5 separate regions of the Homo sapiens genome follow, and all the other regions are linked to region 1. A link is a contact called in ENCODE Hi-C or POLR2A ChIA-PET data. All regions are on one chromosome and are shown on one strand. Each heading gives the region's core, a stretch centred on a gene start or an enhancer-like site at or near the end of the contact. The rest is flanking DNA. Distances are from core to core; before and after follow the strand shown. Region 1 overlaps SEC31A (SEC31 homolog A, COPII component). Region 2 has its middle 23 kb from the start of HPSE. Region 3 has its middle 32 kb from the start of ENOPH1. Region 4 has its middle 24 kb from the start of COQ2. Region 5 has its middle 65 kb from the start of COQ2.

What was found. Hi-C counts contacts between places; a loop is a spot of excess contacts on that map. ChIA-PET counts read pairs that join two places held with the same protein, here RNA polymerase II (POLR2A). Pooled maps may share reads with other maps.
Region 2: a pooled map shows a loop between it and region 1 (5-fold over the local background). The contact joins two enhancer-like sites. A Hi-C loop is called at or near these places in 5 of 50 pooled maps. POLR2A ChIA-PET finds 5 or more read pairs at or near these places in 2 of 52 experiments (WTC11 and activated T-cell).
Region 3: a loop to region 1 is called in a pooled map, with 2.4 times the contacts of the local background. The contact joins two enhancer-like sites. A Hi-C loop is called at or near these places in 2 of 168 maps with a recorded cell type or tissue (both CD8-positive, alpha-beta T cell) and 8 of 50 pooled maps. POLR2A ChIA-PET finds 5 or more read pairs at or near these places in 1 of 52 experiments (HCT116).
Region 4: a loop to region 1 is called in a pooled map, with 3 times the contacts of the local background. The contact joins two enhancer-like sites. A Hi-C loop is called at or near these places in 3 of 168 maps with a recorded cell type or tissue (HCT116, K562 and naive thymus-derived CD4-positive, alpha-beta T cell), 2 of 37 single-sample maps with no recorded cell type and 11 of 50 pooled maps. POLR2A ChIA-PET finds 5 or more read pairs at or near these places in 3 of 52 experiments (CD8-positive, alpha-beta T cell, HEK293 and HEK293T).
Region 5: a pooled map shows a loop between it and region 1 (5-fold over the local background). The contact joins two enhancer-like sites. A Hi-C loop is called at or near these places in 4 of 50 pooled maps. POLR2A ChIA-PET finds 5 or more read pairs at or near these places in 2 of 52 experiments (activated CD4-positive, alpha-beta T cell and activated T-cell).

Annotation. Positions count from the first base shown.
Region 1 is chr4:82,864,338-82,867,126 of GRCh38, reverse strand. It overlaps SEC31A (SEC31 homolog A, COPII component), which reads left to right. Exons shown (of 27, transcript NM_001077207.4): 10 at 167-319; 11 at 2,529-2,765. Among named protein-coding and RNA genes, the nearest start is that of SEC31A, 25 kb to the left of the region's middle. Within about 2 kb of position 1,331, at least 6 of the 41 ENCODE cell types and tissues checked have a DNase peak (open chromatin) inside an H3K27ac peak, as active enhancers do.
Region 2 is chr4:83,355,976-83,358,764 of GRCh38, reverse strand. No RefSeq gene overlaps it. Among named protein-coding and RNA genes, the nearest start is that of HPSE, 23 kb to the right of the region's middle. Within about 2 kb of position 1,329, at least 7 of the 41 ENCODE cell types and tissues checked have a DNase peak (open chromatin) inside an H3K27ac peak, as active enhancers do.
Region 3 is chr4:82,461,202-82,463,990 of GRCh38, reverse strand. No RefSeq gene overlaps it. Among named protein-coding and RNA genes, the nearest start is that of ENOPH1, 32 kb to the right of the region's middle. Within about 2 kb of position 1,435, at least 3 of the 41 ENCODE cell types and tissues checked have a DNase peak (open chromatin) inside an H3K27ac peak, as active enhancers do.
Region 4 is chr4:83,259,339-83,262,127 of GRCh38, reverse strand. No RefSeq gene overlaps it. Among named protein-coding and RNA genes, the nearest start is that of COQ2, 24 kb to the left of the region's middle. Within about 2 kb of position 1,412, at least 7 of the 41 ENCODE cell types and tissues checked have a DNase peak (open chromatin) inside an H3K27ac peak, as active enhancers do.
Region 5 is chr4:83,218,086-83,220,874 of GRCh38, reverse strand. No RefSeq gene overlaps it. Among named protein-coding and RNA genes, the nearest start is that of COQ2, 65 kb to the left of the region's middle. RefSeq lists an enhancer at 1,081-1,340. Within about 2 kb of position 1,439, at least 16 of the 41 ENCODE cell types and tissues checked have a DNase peak (open chromatin) inside an H3K27ac peak, as active enhancers do.

The DNA.
Region 1 (2,789 bases), core at 82-2,581:
ATAATGCCTGAAAAAAGTATGTGTTGTGTAATATTTTGAAATGACTTCACTGATTAACAATGCTGGTTAATTGGACAATTGTGATCAAAAATTTTTTTGGATATGACTGGAAAAAAATGAAACTTTGTGTATGGTCGGATGCTTATGTTATTATTATCTTTTTTAGCTTTCATCATCTTTTGGGAATCTTGATCCCTTTGGCACAGGACAGCCCCTTCCTCCGTTACAAATTCCACAGCAGACTGCTCAGCATAGTATAGTGCTGCCTCTGAAGAAGCCGCCCAAGTGGATTCGAAGGCCTGTTGGTGCTTCTTTTTCAGTAGGTGGATTTTGTTTTTATGGTCCATAGGCACAAAGGACTTTTTATACCAAAGTGTTATTATAGAGTCACTCTGATGGAAGCAATCAGGGTTTAAGTTGGGATTTGAGATGTACTTGTGGGTATTTCATCATTCAAAATGGTTTCTCTGAAAAATTGGAACCTACTCTTTTTTTTCCCTTTTTTAAAAATCATGGTAAAATATACATAAAATTGATCATTTTGTTCATTTTTAAATATACAGTTCAATGGCATTAAGTACATTTACATTGTTGTTGTGTAGCCAACACTTTATATTCCTCCCCTCCTCCATTTTTTTGTTTGTTTGTTTGTTTTTTTGAGACAGTCTCACTCTGTTGTACAGGCTGGAGTGCAGTGGCACAACCTTGGCTCACTGCAACCTCCGCCTCCTTGGTTCAAGCGATTCTCCTGCCTCAGCCTCCTGGGTAGCTGGGATTACAAGCACGTGCCACCACACCTGGCTGGTTTTTGTATTTTTAGTAGAGATGGGGTTTTACCATGTTGACTGGCCTGGTCTTGAACTCCTGACCTCAGGTGATCCACCCGCTTCGGCCTCCCAAAGTGCTGGGATTACAGGCATGAGTCACTGCACCCGGCCCTCCTCCCTTTTAAATTTGTCTTCCTTCTCTCTCTCTCTGTCTCTCTTTCCCTCCCTCTGTCTCTCTTTCCCTCCCTCCCTCCCTTCTTTTTCTTTTCTTTTCTTCTTTTTTTCTTTTCTTTTTGCAGGGAGTGTCCTCCCTCTTCTTCATCCTTTTAGCTTTCTTTTTTAATTGCCAGCTTTTTTTAATGGTAAAAAATGCATAATATAAAATTTTAATTGTAAAAAATGCATAATATAAAATTTACTATCTTAACCATTTTAAAATATACACTACAACCATTTTTAAATATATACTACAGTAGTGTTAACTATATACACGTTGTTGTGCAACAGATCTCTAGAACTTTCTCATCTTGCAAAACTGAAACTCTGTGCCCTTGAACAACAGCTCCCCATTTCCTGTTTCCCTTGAATCCCTGGTAACCACATTCTACTTTGTTGCTAGGAGTTTTCTACTTTAAATTACTCATATAAATGGAATCATGCAGTACTTGTCTTTTTGTGGCTGGCTTATTTTACTTAGCTTAATGTCCTCAAGGTTTATCTGTGTTGTAGTGTGACAGAATTTACTTCTTTTTAGAGGCCAAATAATATTGCATTGTATATATATATATATATATATATATATATATATATATATATATATATACCACATTTTTTTTTATCCATTCATTTGATGGTCATTTTGGTTGCTTCCACCTTTTGGCTATTGTGAATAAATGCTGTGGTGAACATGGGTTTGTAATTATCATTTTGGGATCCTGCTTTCAGTTTTTTGGGACATATACCCAGAAGTGGGATTGCTGGATCATAGGATGGTTCTATTTTTAAGTTTTTGAAGAACCTCCATACCATTTTATAGCCGTTTTACCATTTTACATTCTCACTAGTGGTGCACAAGGGTTCTAGTTTCTCCACATCCTCTCTAGCACTTTTTGTTTGTTTCTTCCTTTTACATTGCTGATACCTTGCCTAATTCTTTCATGCCAAACTTCTAATAGCTTGATTTCATATTTGTTGCTTGTCTTTTCCCCCTCTAATCTCTACTACATATTCCAAGATTAATCTTCCTAAAATGGACCTTTGAATATGTTTTATGTCACTCGTAAGTCTGTTCTTTGGATCTGCTTAATCTTCTCATCGTCCTATCTGGTCTTCTCTATCTGGGTGGATCACTTGAGGTTAGGAGTTCAAGACCAGCCTGGCCAACATGGTGAAACCCTGTCTACTAAACATACAAAAGTTAGCCAGGCATGGTGGCCGGCACCTGTAATCCCAGCTACTCAGGAGGCTGAGGCAGGAGAATCACGTGAACCCAGGAGGCAGAGGTTGTAGTGAGCCAAGATCCCACCTTTGCACTCCAGCCTGGGTGACTAAGAGCGAAACTCTGTCTCAAAAAAAAAAAAACCAAAAAACCAAAAAAGTACATTTCATCTAGAACAGAAATTGAAGTGGTGTCAGACTGTGGCGCATGAGAGGTTGTATCAACTAATTTCATCCAGATTATCTGTTTAGGCCACTTTATAAGCACTTTTTTTGGCCATATCCTTGGGTTAACACTGAGTTTGTTCATTCTCTCTTTTATAGTTTGGAGGCAAACTGGTTACGTTTGAGAATGTCAGAATGCCTTCTCATCAGGGAGCTGAGCAGCAGCAGCAGCAGCACCATGTGTTCATTAGTCAGGTTGTAACAGAAAAGGAGTTCCTCAGCCGATCAGACCAACTTCAGCAGGCTGTGCAGTCACAAGGATTTATCAATTATTGCCAAAAAAAAATTGATGCTTCTCAGACTGAATTTGAGAAAAATGTGTGGTCCTTTTTGAAGGTAAAGTTGCTGTTTAAAGCTATA
Region 2 (2,789 bases), core at 80-2,579, 490 kb before region 1:
TTCTCTTAAATGTTTCCATATCAAACATGTACAGTTTCTTTAACCCCAAAATATTCAAGTATAGGTGAAATTTCTGGTAAACATTCCTATACTTAATCCTCTCTGAGGTTGAAAGATGCTTACTCACCAAGGAAAAGATTATGTCATTCCACATTCTTGCAGAACAACCAGAGGTTTTAGCTAGGACATTAGGCCTGGACTGCAGACCTCCAGGATGGCTTTCCTCACAAGCCTGACCTAGGTTGAAGTCCCTTTTGTAATTTCTATAGTTTTTCATGCCATACCTTAAAAGGGGCATGGTCACTTACAGGGCTGACTTACTCAGAATTAGGCAGAAGGGCATAGTGTCTAGAGCCTACAATACTTACAGATGCCCACAAATGTGTTCTAATTTTTATTTCTTTTTAAATCAGGACAAAAATTAATAAAATAATAATGCACATATAACATTGAATCCATTTGGATTATGTTTATCTGTATACCAATGCAGTGCTAAAATATAATTTCTAATTCATTTTCCCACAAAGGCAAAAGTGCCCAGAGCCCATGAGAGTCATAATGTGGCCCTGGTCACTTAGCCCACATCCCTGAGTGTGAATCCTATCATGACCTAATTATTATTATTTTTTTTTTTTTTTTTTTTTTGAGACAGAGTCTAGCTCTGTCACCCAGCCTGGAGTGTAGTGGTGCAATCTCGGCTCACTGCAAGCTCCACCTCCCAGGTTCACGCCATTCTTCTGCCTCAGCCTCCCAAGTAGCTGGGATTACAGGCACCCGCCACCATGCCCAGCTATTTTTTTGTATTTTTAGTAGAGATGGGGTTTCACCATGTTAGCTAGGATGGTCTCGACCTCCTGACCTCGCGATCCACCCGCCTCAGCCTCCCAAAGTGCTGGGATTTCGTAAAGCAACTTACAGAACTCTGACACCCCACTTAGACTGGCCCATTGTGCCAATGCACTTTGCATTTCTTTGGCTCTGTAGATATTTATGTATCTGAATTCACAGAATTCTGAATTCTTTTTAAATTTTTGCTATCTTGAAGGGTATACAACCCTTATATATGTTAAAATGTTATCCAATTAGCAAAAAATTCAACAGTCATTTCATAAAGGAACCTATTCAAATGGCAAATAAGCACATAAAGAACATTATTAGTCATCATAGAAATGAAAAAGAAAACCACGATGAGGTGGATTATACACCCACCAGAATGGCTAAAATTTTAAAAACTGGCAACATGAAGTGTTGGTCTAATGGAACCACGAGAGCTCTCATACATTGTTCATGGGAGTGTAAAATGATACAACCACTTTGGAAAAACTTTTGGCAGTTTCATACCAATCCTATGACTCAGAAGTTCCACTCCTAGTTATTTACCCTTGAGAAATGAAAACATAGCTCTACAAAAAGAGTGAGATAAGAATGTTCTTAGCAGCTTTATTCATAATACCAAAACTTGTCAACAACCTCACATGCCCATCAATAGGAAAATAGATAAACAAGCTATGATATATTCACGCAATGGAAACTACTTAGAAAAAAATGAATAAACTCAGATACATTCAATAGCCTGAACTAATTTCAAAAAACACTGTGCTGAGTAAAAAGAACTTAACACAAAGAGTGTGTAACCTGTAATTCTTCTTCCTCTTCAAGTTCTAGAGCAAGCTAAACTAATTTATGATGGACAAAGTCAGAACAGTGCTTGCCTCTGGGTATGGGGGCGGGGATTTACTGGGAAAGGGCTTAAAGGGACTTTCTGGAGTGATAGACATTTGGATTTATGAATTTGTCAAAACTCATCCAATGTTACACTCAAGATTTGTATATTTTATTGTAGGTAAATTTTACCTAAAAGCAAAAAGAACCATAAACAAATGTCGAACTCTAGTTCATAATACGAATGTTGAAGTCTTTATTTTTTTTCTTTGCTTAGAGATAGGGTCTCACTCTATCACCCAGGCTGGAGTGCAGTGGTGCAATCATAGCTCACTCTAACCTTGAACTCCTAGGCTCAAGCAATCCTCCCACCTCAACCTCCCAAAGCGCTGAGATTATGATTACGGTCAGATGGAGCAAGAACCCTCTCTTAGTAGCCTGTGAGCCTCCAAACATGGAAATAAAGGAAAATTCTGAGTTCCTTCAAATGAAATTCCAGGCACTTAGCTAGCCCTGAGAAGTAAATAAGCAACCTGACAAGCAGAAGGTAACAGTAGCCTAAAACAATAGACGAGGAAGTTAGAGTCAGATGCTTGGTTCCTCTAGAGAAACTAAAGATAACAACTTTCTTTTTTGTTTCTTCTTTTTTTTTTTTTTTTTTTTTTTTTTTTTTTGAGACAGGGTCTCACGCTGTTGCCCAGGCTGGAGTGCAGTGGCACGATCTCAGCTCACTGCAATCTCCGCTTCCCAGGTTCAAGCGATTCTCCTGCCTCAGCCTCCCAAGTAGCTGGGATTACACGTGTGCACCACCAGGCCTGACTAGTTTTTGCATTTTTAGTAGAGATGGGGTTTTGCCATGTTGCCCAGGCTGGTCTTGAACTCCTGAGCTCAGGCAATCCACCTGCCTCCGCCTCCCAAAGTGCTGGGCCTGGCCCTAAATATAACATCTTAATATATATCCCTGAGTTGTTTTTCAGAAACCTGGATCTCCACCAAATGGATCCACTGACACATCGACCTCAGATAAGCAGGAACTGAAGACTGAACTCTGAGCACCGTTCTTTGTTCTAAATTTCTTCCTGAGGGGTCTGGAGGGAGTTGCACCCATAAGCCAGAGCTAACATTCT
Region 3 (2,789 bases), core at 186-2,685, 400 kb after region 1:
CTTTCCACTTCTATTTCTGCTTTTACCACCCTAAGGCAAGCCACCACCATCCCTTACCTTCATTACTACAACAGCCTTCTCAGACCCAGTAGATTGACTCTCTCAAGTGCCAATTTTACCCCCTAATTGGAGAAGAGATGGAAGTGTTCTGTTTGGAGAGGTTGCAGCAATGGGGCCTGGCATTCCAGAGTCTGGCCAGCGTCGTGGGCATGAGCTACAGTGGCAATGGTAGCAGGCTTCCTGAGCTAACCACTGTGAGGTGTCCTCTAACTCCACAGTCCAGTGGTAGTTGCCCTGACTCTTCTCCCAGTTCTTCCACTGATGTTGTATACACCTAACTCCTTGTGATTTTTGCCTGCAGCACTCAACCCTGATATACTTAACTCACCTTCCTGCATGCAGTCATGCCCACTTATAAACCATTCTCCATTCCATACAGAATTCCTTAAATATGTAAACCACTCAGGTTATCTTCTGCTCAAAGTCCTCCAGGGGCTTTTTACCATACTTAGAATACAATTCAAACTTCTTACTGGAGTACAAAGCACTATCATCTGGCTTCAGCCCACTTCTCTGATGGTATCCAGCCACTGGGCTCTCAATTCCTGAAAAAGGCCAAGCTTTGCCCTAGATCTGTGCTATGCTGTTCCATCTGCATGGAACACCAGTTCTCCTAGTTTCCTACATGTCTTCCATGTCATTTAGATTAGATGTCACCTTCTCATCACCCCTCCTGTAAAGTTATTCTACCCTGTGTTCTCTGCAGAGCGCTTACTAGTATCTAATTTTTTCTTGTCTTAGTCACCATTGTTTCTCTTCTCGAAAAATGTATGCACAATGGGAGTAGAGAGGAACTTTGTCCCCTCATAGCAGATCTGGGATGCAAGGTAAATGCTTAATAAATATTTAAGGAATAAATTTGGGTTGAATTTGTAAGGTAGAAATTTTACTTCTGTCAGTTACTCCAAGTGTTTTAGTAAAAACTCCACGTTATTCTTAAATATTAGGTTGAGGATAATATCACTTTGCCATCTGGGCACAGGTGGTAGGTTAACAAACTTTTGGAATATATTATACTCAACTTTGTACTCGTGGGAATAAAAAAAGCCCTGAAAACAATCCCTTTTTAACACTGCCGCTGGAAAAAGGGGCTAAAAATCACTAATTTTTTATTGAGGAAAAGGAATATTAGATAGTTGGATTTCATTCAGGATTACTGCCATTTTTTCCAAACTACTCCAACTCTTGCAACATCAAGCTTTTGGCTTGTAAGGATAAACAAAATATAGTTTTCTCTCTCTTAGCTCCATCTGCTGTATTTGGCGGGCGACGGGGCGGGGGTTGGGGGAGGGGGGGAGGAGGGGTGGAGCCTCACACTTCATATCAAGTCTGGAGAAACAGCACCATCTGCTGGGGAAAGGCTGCCGTGCATCTGCCCTGGCAATAAGCCAGTGGCTTTCAACCTTTCCTTGTGCAACTACACATTTGACATTCTGCGTAGCAACTAAAACCCGCTTTCCAGACCAAAAAGAAGTCCTGCTACTCCAGAAATGTTGATAAGATTAGAGAATCTTCTGTTAAGGGCTTCTCTTCTAAAAAACCAACCTGGGCTTTGACCCAAGATTAGAAATCAGCGCCACTGTAGGAAAGAGAACAACAGAGGTACATCTGGATTAATAAACAGGAATAAAAAGAGCCACAACTTTAAGACGCTTTTGTCCTCCATATTCTCTGCAAACAAGAGGCTGAGGCCTTTGTCCTCTTTTTGGAAGTTCCAGAGGTTTTTTGCCTTCCTTCCCCTCATAAGGACTATGAATTCATCTGACTTCATCTTCTAGCTCATTATCCACATTAAAAAAAGTTTTTTAATGATGCATAACTGTGCATATTTATGGGGTACACTGTGGTGTTTCAATACATGTATACATTGTGTATCACTGCTTACATTCTTAGATAGGTATTTTTCCTCTCTTGCCAATCTACTTTATCTTTCAAATTCTTCCTACGACCTTTCTCCATCATTTGTGAATGGTTTTCCTAGGATCTAAAAACGATTCCATTCAACTAGTTTTTCCCTTACTTTGCAAAATAAATCTGATACTTCAATTTTCTCTTAATTCCTGAAATCTATTGATTTTCTGTCCTCCTTACTCAGTGTACATGGGTAGTAAAATGCCTCTCCACCTCAATCCTTTGCTGGCTAGATGCTGTGTGCCTTCCTTTTTATTCAATTCCTTTCTAATCTAGATCCTAGTGCCTAATCTTCTCATTTCTTCATTTTCCAACTACTCCTTAAATAACATTAAGATATACCCCTTTCTGCCATCTGCCTATGAGCTTTCCAAAAAAGGTATTAAGTTCATCCTTTTATTACTATTTGTGGTTTTATCATCATTTACAAATTATTCCCATTTCTAAGATGTACCTAAACTCATTTCCTTTCTTTTTTATTCATATATTTTCATAGACCCTAGATTTCTTAATTGGCTACTAGATCAAAATTATCAACATAAAATCTTTTATATCCCCTGTCCTCTCATAGTTCTAAGACTTCTTTTTCCTTATTCAAAGCATTTCTAAAATTGCTCCTCCAGGATTCGTGAGTTTTTCTTGATTAGTTAGGAGAGTAACTCCCTCCTTCAAGCATTACCTTAGAGACCTCAAAGTTAAGATTCTCAAAAATATAAGGAACTCCACTCATATCCTGAATGCTTACTATCCAAATGGAATAGTAACCTTATATGTATACATAACTCAAATAATAACCATGAATTGCCACCGGCACTCCA
Region 4 (2,789 bases), core at 163-2,662, 390 kb before region 1:
AGGAGGGCCCTTGCCCTACTCTTCTGCTTCAAAGTCACTGTGAGTTTTTCAATAGAAATCATGTGAAAGAACTTTTTAAACTGTGGACAATTATCTACCACAATTTCATGATGGGGGTGGAGATAGGATGGGAGCTACAGGGTCTAAAAAGTAAATGAATACAACTATTCCAGCTCTAACTGACCTGTCCTCTGAATTCCCAGAGCACTTGGTGGGTGCCAGTGGAGCAGGAGCTGTGAATGCCAGTCACAGCCACAGCTTGCCAGGGTTGGAATCTGCTTTAACACCTATCAGTTGGGTGATCTTGGGCAAGTTCCCTGACCTCTCTGTGGCTCACTCGGGGATAATCATAATACCTTTCTCATGCATTTCAAAATTTTCTGTCTTCCCCTGCGAATGGAGATTTCATGGTAAGTGGGACCTTGTTTGTCTTATTCATTGAAATATCCCCAATATACCATATCACAAGGGCTGCCTCTCCCTCTTCCCGGATTTCTTTGCTAAATTGTTTAATGCCTCTACCTGATTTTTATAATCTGGCCTCACCCTAATGTTTCCTCCAACTGAAAGTACACCCTCCACCCTCTGGGTGCCAGTGGAGCAGGAACTAAGAACGCTATCATGACGACAGCTTGCCAGGGTTGGAATCTGCTGTAACACCTGCCTACCAGTTGGTTGCTCTTGGGAAAGTTCCCTGACCTCTCGGTGGCTCAAATACTCAAATAGGTATAATCCTAATACCTTTCTCATGGATTTAAAAATTCTCTGTCTTCCCTTGCGAGAATGGAGATTTCATGATCAGTGGGACCTTGTTTGTCTTATTCATTGAAATGTCCCCAGTATACCACACTGTAAGCACTCAGTAAACATTTGTAATTTTTGTACATCGGGTGAACTAACATTAGAGTTACTTGTCAGACCTGGTGTTAGGTGCAACCATTAGAAATTATTAATGCTGGCCAGTCACGGTGGCTCACACCTGTAATCCTAGCACTTTGGGAGGCCGAGGCGGGCGGATCACGAGGTCAGGAGATCGAGACCATCCTGGCTAACACTGCGAAACCCCGTCTCTACTAAAAATACAAAAAAATAGCCAGGCATGGTGGCGGGCGCCTGTAGTCCCAGCTACTTGGGAGTCTGAGGCAGGAGAATGGCGTGAACCTGGGAGGTGGAGCTTGCAGTGAGCTGAGATCGCGCCACTGAACTCCAGCCTGGGTGACAGACCAAGACGCTGTCTCAAAAAAAAAAAAAGAAAAAGAAATTATTAATGCTGTTCAACAACATAAAAAGTTGACTATGTGAGGTAACGTTACAAAAACATTTTCATGTACATATCATCAAAACTATATAAGAATATAAGTAATGCTGCTGTCTGCCCACCAGGTGGCCTTGCTCTGTAGGAGCAGTCACAACTCTTAACAACACTGGAGCGTAACACTGCCTTTTCGATAAAGCTGTTTTATTCTATCTCTGGCTTGCCCTTTGCCCTTCTTTCCTGGGCAAAGCCAAGAACCCTCGTGGACTAAGCTCCACTTTGGGGCTCATTTGCCCTGTATCAATGGTAACACCTATTTCTTAGGGTTAATGTATAATTTAGAGACTATGCAACACATTTAATATAGGTGCTGGCATACAGTAACTAATTTTTAACTTTAGAAATTAATCAGGCCAGGAATGGTGGCTCATGCCTGTAATCCCAGCACTTTGGGAGGCCAAGGCAGGTGGATCACTTGAGGTCAGGAGTTCGAGACCAGCCTGGCCAACATGGTGAAACCCCATCTCTACTAAAAATACAAAAAAAATTAGCCAGGCTTGGTAGCACACACCTATAATCAATCCCAGCTACTCAGGAGGGTGAGGGAGGCATGAGAATTGCTTGAACCTGGGAGGCAGAGGTTATACTATACTTCTTTTGTAAAATCTACTTTTTTCACTTAATATTTTCCCATGTCATTAATGCTTCTTTCAATATATTGATGTTTTTTGGCTGCATGGGTTTTTATCATATGTATGTACTGCAATTTAATTAATCCTATCATGGATTTTAATATTTACATTTTTTCCTTCTCACAAGCAGTACGGCCATGAATAGATTTGTATCATTGGGCATATCTGTGAATATTTCTGTAGGAAAAATCCTAGAAGCAGAATGTCTTTGTATGTGCATGTACATTTCCAGGGATTGGAGGGTAGGTATGGAGGGTGGAGTATGGTGGTAGGCACATTTTAAAGGATTTGGATTCATTTTCTCAAATTACCCTACAGAAAGCTACACATTGCTAATAGCAGTGCATGAGAGCCTCTTTCTCAGACCTTGGCCAATATGAAAGGATACTATTTTTAAAACTTTGACACATAGGCAAGAACAATATGTGGTTTCACTCACAACTCTGTGATTACTAAAGTAGTTGATCTTTTTCAAAGTGTTTATAGAGCATTTTTATTTCTTCTGTGTGAGTTGCCTTCATGTCTTTGCCCATTTGGTTATTGTTGTTGTTGATGTACGCTGCCTCATTCATTGATTATATCCCCAAGATCTGATATCTGACAGACTTGTGCTCTCATTTTACAAGATTATCGTGTTATTAATTGTGATGGGATTTTGGATTTCATGCTTTATACTGAACTATCTCTTCCATGGAGAAGGTAACATTTAACATTTTTATAGTTGTTCCAATTAATATGTATTATTCAGACAGTCCAAACATTTGTTGAACATCTGTGTGCAGGCACAGGCTAGTTGCTGCAAACACAGAGATTAATTAGAGTTTCTATCTTCAAAAAGCTCA
Region 5 (2,789 bases), core at 190-2,689, 350 kb before region 1:
AGGCATCGGTTGCTCCAACAATAAAATGGACATAATAACAGCATATATCATAGACTTGTTGTAAGGGTTAAATGAAGTCATGCAAAACATTAACATTCTGCCCAGAATATATTAACAAATGGTAGTTATCATCAGTTTAGAAAAGAGCGTGCCTAAATTTCATATGTGTGCATAGTGTTCTACTTCACATGATTATAGAAGCCTGGGATCATGTTTATTAGTGGTCGGGTTCTACTCTTTCTTCCGTTGTATATTTTAAATACCTTAACAAATGTGATGAAGCCTAACGTGTTGGTACCAGATCCCTTACCAAAAGCACCACATAGGCCAGGTGTAGTGGCTCACACCTGTAATCCCAGCACTTTGGGAGGCCAAGGCGGGCAGGTAACTTGAGGTCAGGAGTTGGAGACCAGCCTGGCCAACATGATGAAACCCCGTCTCTACTAAAAATACAAAAATTAGCTGGGCGTGGTGGTGTGTGCCTGTAATCCCAGCTACTCAGGAGACTGAGGCAGGAAAATTGCTTGGACCCAGGAGGCGGAGGTTGCAGTGACCCAAGATCACGCCACTGCACTCCAGCCTGGGTGGCAGAGCAACACTCTGTCTCAAACAAAAACAAACAAACAAAAAACAAAACAAAACAAAAAACACACGACAAAAAAATACCAAGTATTATTATATCCAGATGTATTATATTAACACAAATGACATAAGCATAAGAACGAAATACTGGGCCAAAACGTCCATAGCGGGGAAATGCATAATCCAGCAACCTTCTTACCCATAAAATCTCAGGCCTGATGGTTTGCATTTTCAATGCATTGGCCACTTGTTACACAGTATGCAGGTGACTGCTGTGGAAGATGAGTTGGACTGGAAAAAGATTAAAACCTCTTTCTTCCAGCCACCTGCTTCTGACCAGGTGTTCCTTCCTGCCAATGCAGTACAAAAAGGAAGAGGCAGAGAAGGACCGCAGTTACTCTGTCATCATGTGATCTGTGTTTGTGAATCACGTTTGACAGAGGGCTTGTGCTATCCAGGAATCCAGTAACCATTCAGAGTCAGCGTGGACACCTGAGAGTCAGGAATGGCTTGCTGCCTCCATCTGTTAGTTTCCCTGAGTCTGGAGACCAGGAAGGCAGGATCTGGAATGGGCAAGTGCAGTGTTTTCTCATATTCTGACTTGGAGTCAGGACCCAGGTAGAAACTGCTGGTTCCACTTTGGTAGAGAGCCTCTCCCCGAGCTGGCCTCCTTTGCCCTGGCATGTCCAGCACACAAAGGAGGACATTATTAATATAAACGAGCGGACAGCATCTGTTGCCAGAGAGTCTTAATTAGTCCCCAGCTGGGACTGTGCCACGGGCACATTGCATGTTAGTTGTGATTTCCCAGAAACAATGAGGGAAGACCGAAAACACGAAAACACGTTGTTCCTCCACAGCCCCGCCCTCTCCTGCAACCTCACTCTCAATTCTGGGTTGTAGTTTTTCAAAACAGTACTAGAGAGTTTGATCTGAAATATCTTGATTAGTACTGGAATGAAAATGAATTAAAATTAAGCAAAATGTACATGGGATCTCTTGGTACTATTTCTTACCAACTGCATGTGAATCTACAATTACCTCAGAATAAAAAGTTAAATTTTAAAAATTCAAGCTGCTCAGAATTTACTGTGACAGGAAGAAAGAAAGAAACTGAAAAGGAGGAGGAGGAGGAGGGAAAGAAGAAAGCCCTATTCTGAAAATCAACTTTCTATTTTTTTCTTAAATGGATTTCCTCAATCAAGTTATACCTATCCAAATGATATTCTGTGCCTAGTGGAAGGTTGTGGAACAGAAAATGACACCTGCTCTTTTCCTCTCCTTTCCCCTGACCAATCTGACAAGATCCTTAATAGCAACTGTAAAGAGTATCTCCAGTATTATAAACGAGAGCTGGTCAAGGCCGCCCGCAGTGGCTCAGGCCTGTCATCCCAGAACTTTGGGAGGCTGAGACTGGAGGATCAATTGTGCCCAGGAGTTTGAGACCAACCTTGGTAACATAGGAAGACCCTATCTCTACAAAAAAAAAATGTTTTTTTAATTATCCGGGCGTGGTGGTGTGCACCCATAGTCCCATCTACTTGGGAGACTGAGGCAGGAGGATCACTTGAGCCTGGGAGGTCGAGGCTACAGTGAGCTATGATCACACTACTGCACTCTAGCCTGGGTCCTGGGTGACAGAGTGAGGCCCTGTCTCAAAAAAATAAAAATAAAGAGAGCTGGTCAGAGTTGCTGACTCCCCTCCAGAGAGAAGGACAGAGAAGATACACTTTTCATGATAAATCCTTTTAGACTTCTAAATTTTATAGTGTGTATATATACTACCTAGTCCCAAAATATTATTCCTCAAATCTTACATAAGGTCTAGCTCAAACAAGTCCTTCTTGATTAAGCCTTTCCCGTTTTACCACTTAGAATTCACCACTAATAGAGGGGTAGTGCTCAAGCCTGGCTGCCAGTAGAAAAACCTGAGAGATTTTTAAAAAATGCCCAAACTCGGTGCCCTCCCCAGACCAGTGGACTGAGAATCGTGGAGGGGAGGAGGTCAATCTGGGTATTTTTCAAAGCTCCTCAAGTAATGTTAATATGTACTCGGGGTTGAGAACTTTTGCCCTGACCCTTTATGGAGCCCATATTTAAGCACTCACCCTATGAGTAAACTGAGTAATTGATTAAAAAGTAAAAAACACTTTCACACCTTTTATCTCATTTGGTCTCTATAATAACAACACGTAAACTGGGCTTCA